2 separate regions of the Homo sapiens genome follow, and region 1 is linked to region 2. A link is a contact called in ENCODE Hi-C data. All regions are on one chromosome and are shown on one strand. The core of a region is the stretch at or near the end of the contact, and the rest is flanking DNA. Distances in the headings are between cores, read along the strand shown.

Evidence for each region. Hi-C counts contacts between places; a loop is a spot of excess contacts on that map. Pooled maps may share reads with other maps.
Region 1: a pooled map shows a loop between it and region 2 (4-fold over the local background). The contact joins the promoter of LFNG here to the promoter of SDK1 in region 2. A Hi-C loop is called at or near these places in 4 of 50 pooled maps.

What each region holds. Positions count from the first base shown.
Region 1 is chr7:2,518,524-2,523,799 of GRCh38, forward strand. It overlaps LFNG (LFNG O-fucosylpeptide 3-beta-N-acetylglucosaminyltransferase), which reads left to right and starts at 1,251. Exons shown (of 8, transcript NM_001040167.2): 1 at 1,251-1,770. The coding sequence starts at 1,339. RefSeq lists silencers at 777-1,306, 1,317-1,426 and enhancers at 3,358-3,487, 3,528-3,587, 4,454-4,966.
Region 2 is chr7:3,297,571-3,304,444 of GRCh38, forward strand. It overlaps SDK1 (sidekick cell adhesion molecule 1), which reads left to right and starts at 3,682. Exons shown (of 45, transcript NM_152744.4): 1 at 3,682-4,314. The coding sequence starts at 4,017. It overlaps SDK1-AS1 (SDK1 antisense RNA 1), which reads right to left. Exons shown (of 3, transcript XR_001744897.3): 1 at 4,659-6,874. RefSeq lists enhancers at 2,249-2,761, 2,762-3,273, 3,983-4,483 and a silencer at 3,159-3,708.

The DNA.
Region 1 (5,276 bases), core at 1-2,500, 780 kb before region 2:
ACTATGTCCCAAAACCTGTTCCAGGTCTGAATGACACCAGGTCGCTGCTGTCTTGCGGCTGACATTCAGGTAGAGGTAAGGAGAGGGGCTCCAAGGGCACTTAAAGAATTTAAAATGCCATCTCAGGCGTGAACATAACTCCGAGGGGGGCAGTTTAGCCACGGTGGTGGCGGTGGTGGTCGTGGTGGTCGCAGAGACCCTGCTTAGGAGGGCACGGGAAGACAGCGCAGCCACGGGCAGAGCCGCCTCCGTCCACGCTTCCGGAGGACGTGGCGGGCAGGGGGCTCACACCCTGCTCAGGCGACCCTTGGCCACTTCCGGGCCCCTCGCCCCTCACCCTCGGCTGCCGGCGCGCATTCCTGCCGCCCCCGCTCGTGCGAGGGGCGGGCCCGGGCCCGTGGGAAGGGCCGGGGATGGGGGCCGTGTGCCGGGGAGGCGGGGTGGGGAGGGCGCACAGCTGGGCCGCATCTGGCCCGAGCGCAAGGAGACCAAATGGGACAGAAGGCGGCCTTTCATCCGGCGAGGGAAGTGGCGGCCTTCGTTTCTCCTCGCCATGGGGCGCCTGAGGATTTCGGGGAGCCAACCCTCCCGACGGAGGGCCAGGATCGAGGAAATCAGCCAGGGAGGAAGGAGTGGAATTTGGTTCTGGTGCTTTCTCGTTAGAACCTCGTGTCCCCACCTGCGGCACAGGTGGCCAAGCTCTTGCTCTGTACAAATAACGGCTCCCCTGAACCGAGCGCTCGGGAAGACCCAGGCGCCACCCCAGTTTGCAAGGCCTGCCGCGTCCCAAGGGGAGGAAGCCGTGCTCAGGAGGGGAAGCGCACAGCGAGGAAGTAGGATGTCCCCCGCGGTGCGTCGGAGCCCAGAGCCCGGGTCTCAGCACCCTGCCCGCTGCGCCGAGGGCGCGCCCCTCCCGTGCCGGGACGCCCGGTGCATCCCCGGACGGCGCTGGCCAGGCTGGGTTTCCTCTTCAGGGACACCGGCGCGGGCCGGGCCCGTCCCCAAGCCCCTCGGCGGCCCGCAGGGGCTACCCGGGGCGGGGGGGGTGCGGGGCGTGCACGTGCGCGCCGGGGGCGGGGCCGCTGCGCCCTCTGGGCAGTTCCCAGCCCCCAGCCGCGGCCCCACGTGGGTCTGCGGGCGTGGAGCGGCGACCGGCGCGAGGCCCCGCCCCCGAGCCCGGGAGCCAATGAGCGCACGGGGGCGGGACCGGGGCGGGGAGGTTTAAGAGCGCGGGACACTGGTGCTGCGCTGCTGGACTGCGCCGCCGGAGCGACGGGCTTCGGGTCGGTGCAAGGCAGGCGCACGGGGAAGGGCGCGCCGCGCGGCCGCCACCCCACCATGCTCAAGCGCTGCGGCCGGCGCCTGCTGCTGGCGCTGGCGGGCGCGCTGCTCGCCTGCCTGCTGGTGCTCACCGCCGACCCGCCGCCGCCTCCACTGCCCGCCGAGCGCGGCCGGCGCGCGCTGCGCAGCCTGGCGGGCCCCGCGGGGGCTGCCCCGGCGCCCGGGCTGGGGGCGGCGGCGGCGGCGCCCGGGGCGCTGGTCCGCGACGTGCACAGTCTGTCCGAGTACTTCAGCCTGCTCACCCGCGCGCGCAGAGATGCGGGCCCGCCGCCCGGGGCTGCCCCCCGCCCCGCCGACGGCCACCCGCGCCCCCTGGCCGAGCCGCTCGCGCCCCGAGACGTCTTCATCGCTGTCAAGACCACCAAAAAGTTCCACCGCGCGCGCCTCGACCTGCTGCTGGAGACCTGGATCTCGCGCCACAAGGAGATGGTGAGCCCCCCGCGGCCTGGACTGGCGGGCGAGCGGGGCGGGGACCCACCATCTGGTCCAGCTGGTGGCAGTGTCCCATGGGAGTCAGGCTGCATCCCCATCCAGCCACTAGGGCCATCTGTGGGCGACGCCAGTGCACCCCGGTGCACCCAGTTTGCCTGCTGGGGCCACTCTCCCGTTACAGTTGTGTTACTGTCCCCGGGGCCCCGCCTCCTGTCCAGCTCCAGAGTCCTGGATGGCTGCAGGACCCTACACCAGTCTCCAGTGCTTGGGGTTGGTGCCCTGTGATACTTCTCACCCCGTAAACATTGGAGCGCATTCATAGGGCATTATGTCCTCAAACTTCCACAAGCAAATTCTGTTCGGACCCACCCTCAGCTCAGACCCCTTCCTGGGGAGAAAGGCTCTTCCTTTAGAGAAGTGAGGGGTTCTGACCTCTGGGCCCTTTCCTCATCACAGTGTTAAGGTACGGGGAGGGAGGGAAGTCATTGCTGGTTGGTGGGTCCTGGGGAGTACATCTCAAAGAACTCCAGGTTTTGGGGTCTGTGTGGGGACCCTCCCCGCACAGTGCAGTAGTCTCTGAGGCCTGCAACCTTGGGCACAGCCCACTTCAGTTGGGCATCAGCTTCTTACACACACATAATTAAGACACACCCCACTTTGAACATTTCCCTCGAGGCCACAGCAGGACGGTTGGGCTGGGGCGGGATGGGGACAGTGTGTGGGGCTTGCAGTCGGGGACTGGGGGGGTGTCTCTGGGCTGGGAGATGCAGAGGCATTTGCTGTGAGGGTGGGGGCTCAGGGAAGACCCTGCACGCCTTCCTCCCTGCTCAAACCCCGGAGACCCAGGGCCTTCTGACCTGGCGCTGTCCTGTTTTGGGGCACTGTGGGTGGGTGGGAGCAGGGCTTGGTGAGGTCATGAGGGCGACGGGGAGGGGCAGGGTCCTCCCTGGTCCTGGCGTGGGGAAGGGGCCCTGGGAACCCCATGGCAGCCTCCTGGGAACACAGCGTCCCATTCCCAGGGGCTCAGCGGGCTGGCGGGAGGGGGCGGCGGGGGCCGTGGGTTTTGTTTGGCGGCCGGGCCGTTAGGATTCCCAGCGCCGGGCGGCTCTCACGCCGGCCCCTTGGGCAAGGTAACAAAGCCCCTTTCTCCAGCGAGAAAGGCGTCGGGCCCCTTGTGTGCAGCTACGCGCTCCGTGGGAACCGCTGCTGGCGTGCTGGCCACTCAGGTTGCCTGGCGATGAGGGGACCAGCGGGCCCCCCCAGCATCTCTTACTGACAGTCCTTTTGGGGCACCATCCCTGAGCCTGGCCCCCCCACCCCCAGCACTCAAGCCTTACTGCTATGTGATCTTGGGCATCCTTCAGCCCCACTCTGGGCTACCACCAGCTCTGAGCACCTCTCATCTTGGAATTTGGGGCCTTTCTCCAACAGAGGGGATGTGGTCAGAGGGCTGGGCTGTGTGATCCTGAGCAAGACCTGGGGCCTCTCAGACCCTCACTCTGATCTCTGAAATGGGGGAACATGGTCCTTCCAGGAGCACGTTGTAAGAGACTGGCAAAGCCTGCAGGCATGGGGTGAACCCGGCGGGCACTCAGGGTCGAGGTGGGGGCCATCACTCCCTTGAGCCCTGAGGTCCCTACTGGAGGGTCACCCCACCAGGGGACAGGTTGAATCTGCCCTCAGCATCAGTTCACCAGCACACAGCAAGCAAAGACCCCCTTGTGGTGGGTGATGGGCAGGGGTCCTGGAAACCCACAGAAGAGGGCCCCCCTCTCCCAGCCCTGCACGGAATGACTCAGACATGGTCTGATGGGGGAGATAGAAAGATGTCAGGGCTGTGCGGGGGGAAAACCCCGAGAGGCTGTGTGAGGCAACAGTGGGCATCTGACCCACATGCTGGGGGAAGGGAGGGAGGAGGGAAGACTTCCTGGAGGAGGCGCCATTTGAGCTAGACTAAGAGTAAAAAAGTGCCCAGAAAGGGCACTCCATCCGGGCATGGTGATGACCACAGCATGGGGGTTGTGCAGGAAACTTCTAGCAACTGGAGTGGTGGCTGGGGGGAGGGTCGGTTGGTCAGCAGGGGCCGCGCTGAGATGGGCCTGGAGTCCAGGATGAAGAGCCTGGCCTTTGGCCCAGAGGTTCCCCGCCCCTCCCAGGAGCAGCCAGGCTGCCGCGCTGCCACCACAGCGGCCACAATTGCTGGGGAGAACTTGGCATCCTGTGTTTCTTTGAATCGCGGCTCCAGGAACAATGCTGCTTCCTGTGGGTGTCCCCCGGCCCCCGCCCCCGTCCACCCTCATCCACCCGGCTCTTCCTCCTGCAGCCCCGTCTTCGTCTGGAAAGTTAGGTGGCACTGGGGGGTCTGGGTCCCTAGAAGGCAGGGACTGGGCTGGTCTAGCACCGCCTCGGCCCCAGGGTATGACCTCAGGCTGGTGCCTGCACCTCTCTGGGCCTCAGTTTCCCCACTTGGGCCTCAGCTGGTAATGGCACCCACCTCCGAGGGCTGTCAGGGAGAGGAAGGGAGAGAATCTGTCTTTGCACTTTGTTCTCTGCCCAGGGGAGCTCTGTTATGCCCATTTTACTGAAGACGAGACTGAGGCTCTGAGCGGCAGGTGAGGCCTATAGCCCAGCAGCGCCTTTTTCCTCCCCTCCTGGTGGCTCAGGTGTCGGGAGACAGTTCGACCGGCACCCCCGCACCCCATAGCCCCGCCTTCTCAGATGCTGTTCTAGAGGCCTCCCTGCTCCCTGAGCTGAACAAAGGTGACTTTAATCTCCGTAGCCTTGGGCTGGGTTTTTAGGGCACCACCAAATCTCGGGAGAACAGGCCTCCCTTGATCTCATTAAGAAAGCATTTTCCTTTTAACCCAGCGGCGCAGTGGAGCGTCTGCAGGGGCTGGCCCTCCGCCTCCCACGGCATTCCTGGGCTGAGATTCTGGGGAGGCCAAGGGGCTGGGTGCGAGTCTGTGCGTGTGGCTGCCCTGGGGTGTCTATGGGTGCTGCAGGAGGGGTGCATGCATGGAGAGGCGGAGACCCAGCCTGCCACCCCCTTAGCTCTGGGCCTCACCCTAGTGAGCATGTGCCCAGGGCTGGGTCAGGCTGGATAAGGATCTGAGACTACCAAGGTGTTCCAGGGCCTCTGCGGGACCTGTGTGTACAGGGAAGGAAACTGAGGCTGGGTGGGCATCAGGGGGTTGTCCCTTGGTCAGAGCATTGCCCGTACACCCTGGGTTTTGCACTCAGCCATGCCAGGGTGCGCCGGGCGGCACGCGCTGGGCGGGCCGGGCAGAGGAAGGAACATTCCTCCCCGTGTGCCGGCAGGCCCAGGCGGGCGCCGGCGACTCCTGGCCCCGCCCTGGCGGCCCCCTCCTCTTCCGCAGAGCGCTCCTGGCAGGGGGCGGCCGCGTGCTGGCACAGGTGGGCTGTGGCCTTGGGCAAGCCTGGGTTTCCTTGCCTGAGCAGTGGGAGGGGTGCTGGGCTGCATGGGTACTGGGGGCCCCTGACCT
Region 2 (6,874 bases), core at 2,432-4,931:
CAAATAAGTGGAAGAGGAGGAGGAAGAGGAAGAAGAAGAGGAAGAGGAAGAAGATGAATAAGTGGAAGAAGAGGAGGAGGAAGAGGAAGAGGAAGAAGAAGAGGAAGAGGAAGAAGACGAATAAGTGGAAGAAGAGGAGGAGGAGGAAGAGGAAGAAGGAGGAGGAGGAGAAGAAGAAGAAGGGGAAATAATAATAATCAGTTTTCATGGAGTAACATCCCTCCACCTCATGGCCTTTAGCGTATATGGTTACAATTTTTAATGGCAAGTATGCAGGTATAAAATGCTCACTTCTTGAGGCCCTCTTGTAGGGCTGGGCAAAATGAAGTTGAGAGATTCACTGGCCTTAAGGGCAGAAATATTCCAGCCCCCTCCTGGCTGTCTCCCCTCCCCAGCATTATAAAGGGGTTTCTCTGTATTATTGTTTGAGAAAGAATAGCTGTAGTCTAAACACAGGCCCCAAAATGGTAACCTAATAGGTCCTGTGAAAAGCAACATGGTCGGGGCGAGGAAAAACAAGTCTCAGAACAGGACTCAGGAGAGCTGGATGCTTGTTCTGGCTTTAGCACGGTTGCTTCGCATGTATTAAACTTTCTAGGCTTGGCTTCTCCAACTGTAGAATGGAGATTAGAGTAGAACCTTATTTCTCAAGGCTGATATTGGGATAGGAAGAAAAAAAAATTTCTTGGAGAGGTTTCCAGACCTTCTGTAGTAACAGTGAGGTCACTGATCTGTCTTTTTTTTTTTTTTTTTTTTTTTTTTTTTTGAGACAGAGACTCACTGGGTCACCCAGGCTGGAGTGCAGTGGCACGATCTCGGCTCACTGCAACCTCTACCTCCTGGATTCAAGCGATTCTCCTGCCTCAGCCTCCTTAGTAGCTGGGATTACAGGCGCCCGTCACCACGCCCAGCTAATTAATTATTTATTTATTTATTTATTTATTTTTTAACTATAGATGGGGTTTCATCATGTTGGCCAGGCTGGTCTCATACTCCTGACCTCAAGTGATCCACCCACCTTGGCCTCCCAAAGTGCTGGGATTAAAGGCGTGAGCCACTGCACTTGGCCTGGTCACTGATCTCTTATAACCTGGTGTATACTAACTTGGCTTTCCAATTTCCAAGCAAGTTTCCACAAAGCTTTCTGCTACCTGCAAAATAAGTCATGGCAAAAGAGGCTCTGGGTAATTTTGACGTGTCCTAAAGTCAAGAAGTTGCTTGAGTTATGTTCGTGCCTATGTGGACTGGAGCGGTATATGGGCACAGGTTTCTACGTGAAAGTGGTGGATATAGATCGATACTGGAGAGGAAAAGGTTAAATGTGCAGCAAACTCAAATGGCGGGGAGAGCAAGGGTAGTTTGGGACAAGGATTGCCACGTTAGTAGAGGGAAAGGAAAACCAGCATTTACTGAGTGTGAATTATCTCACTCTGTCTACTACCCTGGAGATGGGAATTATTCCTAACTTTTTACAGGAACTTGGAGTCAGCGATTTGCCCAAATTTCACAACTACAAAGGGCGGAGCTGAGTGAGACCTCAAAGCCCCATGACTCCACTCTTGGATCACCAGCCTCTATCTCCCAGCAAAGCAGAGGTGGTTGGGGTGAAGAGGAAGGGAGGTGAGCTCCCGACCTTGGGCAAAACACTTCACTTCCTTTATTTATTTATTTATTTATTTATTTATTTATTTATTTATTTATTTATTGAGACAGAGTCTCACTCAGTCGCCCAGGCTGGAGTGCAGTAGCAAGGTATCGGCTCACTGCAACCTCCACCTCCCAGGTTCAAGCAATTCTCCTGCCTCAGCCTCCCGAGTAGCTTGGACTACAAGCGCACGCCACTACGCCTGGCTAATCATCTTCTTCTTCTGTCTTTCTTCTTCATTTTCTTCTTTCTTTTTTCTTTTCTTTTTTTTTTTTTTAACTGCAGACGAGGTTTCACCATGTTGGCCAGGCTGGTCTTGAACTGACCTCAAGTGATCCGCCCGCCTCGGCCTCCCAAAGTGCTGGGATTACAGGTGTGAGCTACCGCGCCCGGCCCACTTCTTTATGCCTCAGTTTCTCCATCTGTACCAGGGCCAGCACCTCTCACACAGCAGGTAGTGAAGCTGCTGCTGCTGCTGCCCTGGGCTGGCCTACAGTGAGTGCTCACTGCACAGGAGGTATTGCTTCCCCCCGCCCAGCAGGTTCTCATTATAATCTTGCAAGTTTGAAGAAACCCAGCCTTGCTACCAACAGAAGATAAAAACAGACATGCCTCTCTGCCTCCAGTCTCATCCCCATGTCCTTGGGGAGCTGTCCTCTTCCGGCTCGTCCCATCTATGCGCCCTCACTATATCCTCAGAACAGGGCACTCCGTGGCTCCTTTAACTTTTTTGCCCCTCCTAGCATGGTGTGGAAAGGGGGCAGATGGGAGGCCTCTTTCTGAAACCACCTCCTGTTCGGCGGCTGTACTTGGACCTCAGTTTCCCTGTTTTGTTCACGTGGTCATTGTTAAGTCTTAGGGGACGTGTACAGAGGCTAATATTGAGCCACCAATCAGTTATTTGACAAATACCATAGGCGCTCTGTGAGCAGGAGCTGGCTCCTATCCCAGACCCCAGCCCTGTGACCTGCTCTCCACTCGCCCGGGGTCTTTCTTGGCTGGGACAATAAACCTACTGCATCAGGTGATTCCTGGGGAGTCAGCCCCGTGCTGGGCTCACACCCAGCCCCTCTGCGTTCATCTCTTACATGATCTCATGCGACCATCATCACACGTCCCCAGGCTCCTCCCGGGCCAACTCCAGAGGCAGTGCGTGTCACCTCCAGCTCTCCTCCCACAAAAATGCTGGCCTTTCAGCCTCCAGTGCGCTTAGTTCACCCCATAAACTCTGCTAATGCTTACCACATGCTGAGCGTCGGCGCCCGTCCCCACCCCCAGCCCCACAGGCTCCCGGGTCCCGCCCTGGGAGACCCTCCCACTGGCCGACCCTGCCCCAAGACTCGCCCACTCCACGGTGGGAAACCTGCAATGTGTCCCTCCCTACCCCGCCCTCCTCCAGCGCCGGCCAAAAGTGACCTTGGACGCTTCTACAATGCCATATCCACTCCTCTGAACAGGAGGCGAGTTTGCACCCAGTGGTGCCTTTGGTTGCTAGAAATTAAAAACCCGATTGCGCGTGTTTGCAATTACGGTAACTTGGCGCGTCACCCCCAAGCACTGAGCTAGCTGGTGGTAGCCGGGCGCCTCTCGGGGCGCGCCCTATTCCGCCCTCGGCCCTGGGCTGCCGCACGATCTGCGCGTCCTGCTGCACCTGAGCCCTTCCCACTCGGGCGCCCGCACCGCTGCGGGGCCGGGCGAGGATGCACCACCCCCGCCCGCGAGCCCGCCACGGGAGCGCGTGCCGAATCGACGCCGCCTGCAGTCCCCACTACGGGTCCCTAGGGGGCGCAGCCGGCGCGGGAAGCCGCCCGAGCCAGGCGCCGCGGCCGGCACAAAATTGCAGGCGGGCGGGCGCCGCGACTTTGAAAACAAGCGAGGGCCTGGGGGGCGGGCCCTGGGAGCGGGCGCCGCCTCCCTCGGCCAATCAACGGCGGGCGGCGGGCGGCGGGCGCGGGCGGCGCGTGCGGCCGGGCTGTGAATGGGGAGCGGCGGCCGCGGCAGCTGAGGGCGAGCGCGACCGCGACGTGCGGGCGGGCGCACTTTCTTCTCAGCGCCGGGCGGGGGCGGCGGCGGCGGCGGCTCCTCCGCGCCCGGCGGACCCCTCGGAGCTAGCGCGGCGGGCTCGGGACTGCGTGAGCGCCGGACGCGAATTTCCCCCGTTGACAACTTCTTCTCGCCCGGCTCGTCCCCGGCCCGCGCCGCGCCCCTCACGCGGGGACCCAGGACGCCGCCCCTCAGCGCTGGGCGGCCGCTCACCTCGGGCCGGGGGGCGCCGCGCCTCCCGCGGAGTGGCCGCGCCCGCTCGGAGCCGTCCCGCCTGTCCTGCCCGCCCGTCCGTCCGGCGCGGCGCTCGGGGTGGCGGCTGCTCGGCATGGCCCGGGGCGCCCGGCCCTCGGCGGCCGGTGGCGGCGGCGGCGGCGCGGAGCCCCCTGAGCGCGCGGGCCCCGGGCGGCCGCGGGGATCCCCGCCCGGCCGCGCCCGCCCCTCGCTGGCGCCGCGCCCCGGCCCGGAGCCCTCGCGACCCCGGGCGGCGCCCGAGACCTCCGGCGGGGACACGGCGGGCGCGGGGCGGTGCGGCGGGCGGCGGGCGGCAAAGTTGGGGCCGGGCCGCCGCGGCTGGTGGGCGCTGCTGGCGCTGCAGCTGCACTTGCTCCGGGCGCTGGCGCAAGGTAGGTGCGCGCGGGGTCGCGGGCCGGGGGCGTCGCCTCGGGGCGCGGAGGCGCGAACTTGAGCAGCGAGAGTGTGTCCGGGGTCCCCCCGCTTCCCGGCCCGGGTCGGGATGCGCCTTGCTGGGGGCTCTAGGGAGCCCAGGGGCTCCTCCACGCCAGACTCGGAGGAGAGGGAAACGGAGCCCCGTAGAGCCTGCACCCCGTCTGCTACTTTGCGTTTTATTTTTTTTATACCGCAGTAGCACAAACAAAAATTTTTAAGTTGAGGACCCATTTCTCAGCTCCTTAAAAGGATGCCCGAGTCCCCTTCCCATTGCATGGATGAAAAAGGGGCTGGTCTGTACCTGAGTCTTCGCACCGCAGGGTCTGGTTTCCGGTGAGTGACATCCAGAAGACTTGGAAATATCAAGTGCCAGTCGCTGTGAAAAGCCTTTTCCAGCCCCTCCCCAGGGCCTCGTCCTCTCCCCAGCCCCCGCCTGCTCCTGACTCCCCCAAGTCCCAAAGCCCGACCCCAAGTGGGTGCTGCGCGGCCGGTGGAGCAAAACTTTCAGTGCCCACAGCTTTTGCACTTGGCTTTGTTTTTCTCCCTCTATTGGCTTCTGTTTAGAATACAGTGGTGAGCTCTGAAATAGGGAAAGAGGATCTGCTGAATGGAAATGACCTTTTGAAACGAGAGATGGGATCTCTTGTGAAACGAGCTTTCCTTCCCAAATCTGGGCTTCCCTCCACCCCCTCCCCGCCCCCGACAAAACCCGTAACGTACCCCTGCCAGCTAGCATCGTTTTCTTTTGAAGTTTGCTGGTCTTTAAACCAAAACACCCCCCTCAACCCAGAAATAACTATTTTAATACGTCCTTTGGTAACGTCTTTAAAACACATTAGTGAACTGGTTTTGCTGATGGTAGTTTTAGGAAAATTAACTTAGTTGTATTCCAAGATACAGCTAACGAACAATCATGGTAAGGAACTCGATATTCTGAGATTGGCGAAGATGAGAGCATTAAACTTAAATTAGCTGTGTTCTGTGTCCTGTGAAGATGATTTATGTGTAGTAACATGACTTAAATGTTGTAACATTTTAAAGGTCTGAGCTCAAAACTATCATCCAATAGCTTAACAACGAACTCATACTTTTTTTTATTGATGCTTATGTAACGTTATCTAAATTGTGCCCCTCCACCCCCCTCCAGCTTTCATAAATGCTCCCTCTTATGTTTTACTACATGAAAACAAATTGCCATATTTCTGGTTAATTTAACTCCTCCATTACTTGGAAAATTTTCATTTCACTTATTTGTGCTTTTTGCTTAATGACTTACTCTGGAAGAAAAGCATTTATTAAGTCATTTTGTACAGTGGGATCTGTAGATTGTTAGAGCAACCAGGTTCAAGTGAAGAAATCTAAATCACTTAGGATGACCTTTAAAATAATGTGTTTATTAAGTTTTCTTTTTTTAAACAGTGACTTGCATTTTGCACTAAGACCTGTACGTTCATACATTTGAAGATTGGTGCACAGACTGAAATGGTGGGGAAAAAATCTGCCAGTGGCTTTGTTTTGAAGTATATTACATAGATTTCAAGTTTTTATCAGTTGCACTTTGAAGGTTGTGTAAAGCATTGCATTTTAACAACTGAAATGTTAATGAAAATACATTTTAAAAATATATTAAGGCAACAACCGAACTTTGTTAGGAATATTTTATTCCTTTTTGGCAGTAAAAACATTGGTACCTGTTTTACATTTATATGGCTTATGAAAGTGTACAGATCTTTTAGTGTAAAATTTCAGATAGGTTGTCACAAATTTTAAGTTCATTGACGGGTTTCTGTTCTCTTTGCTCTGTGAAATGTGTAATATATCCATCTTTTTTTATATCGTATTGAAAATTCATATTACAGAGGAGATGTCACCATTTGACAAAAGCTCATGTATCTTGAAAATGAAAATTCTGGTGCTGTTATAAGAGATTTCTGATGGGATGATGAGTTGGTCATATGTGCAGGAGTGCATTCTCTTGAATCTTATCAGATGTAACATTCTAAATGGAATAGTTACCACTACGTTGGAGCGCCTCCTAAGTACCATATTATTACATTGTAGCTAGGTGAAGCTATGACTAATTTCTCTGCACCTCATGTAAGTAGGCTAGGTCGTGTATTTTGAGAAAAAACGTGCGACATTGATCAGTAAAAGTTACATTTTTATAACCTAGGTTACAGACCCTCTATGTAACTGATCATGATGGGAACCGCCAGGTTCAGGTCTTCCAAATGTAACTTTAATATGCCCTGGAGTTTCTTCTTTCTATGCGGTGATGAGAATTTCTGAGTTGTATGCTCTGCTTATTGCTGTGTGTTTAATTGCTTGTGACTTTCCCGGATTCCTAAAAAGCCAAGTCTTTAATTCTGGAAGGCAGGTGGCAACACATGCTTTCTTTATGCCATCCACCAAGGAGCCAGCTGTGAGTGGTTTGGAAGGATGACTTCTGAGGCTAAAGATGTATAAGCAGTCTTATGTGTGAAGTCCGTGGTGCCTTTAGCTTTACTGCTGGACTCT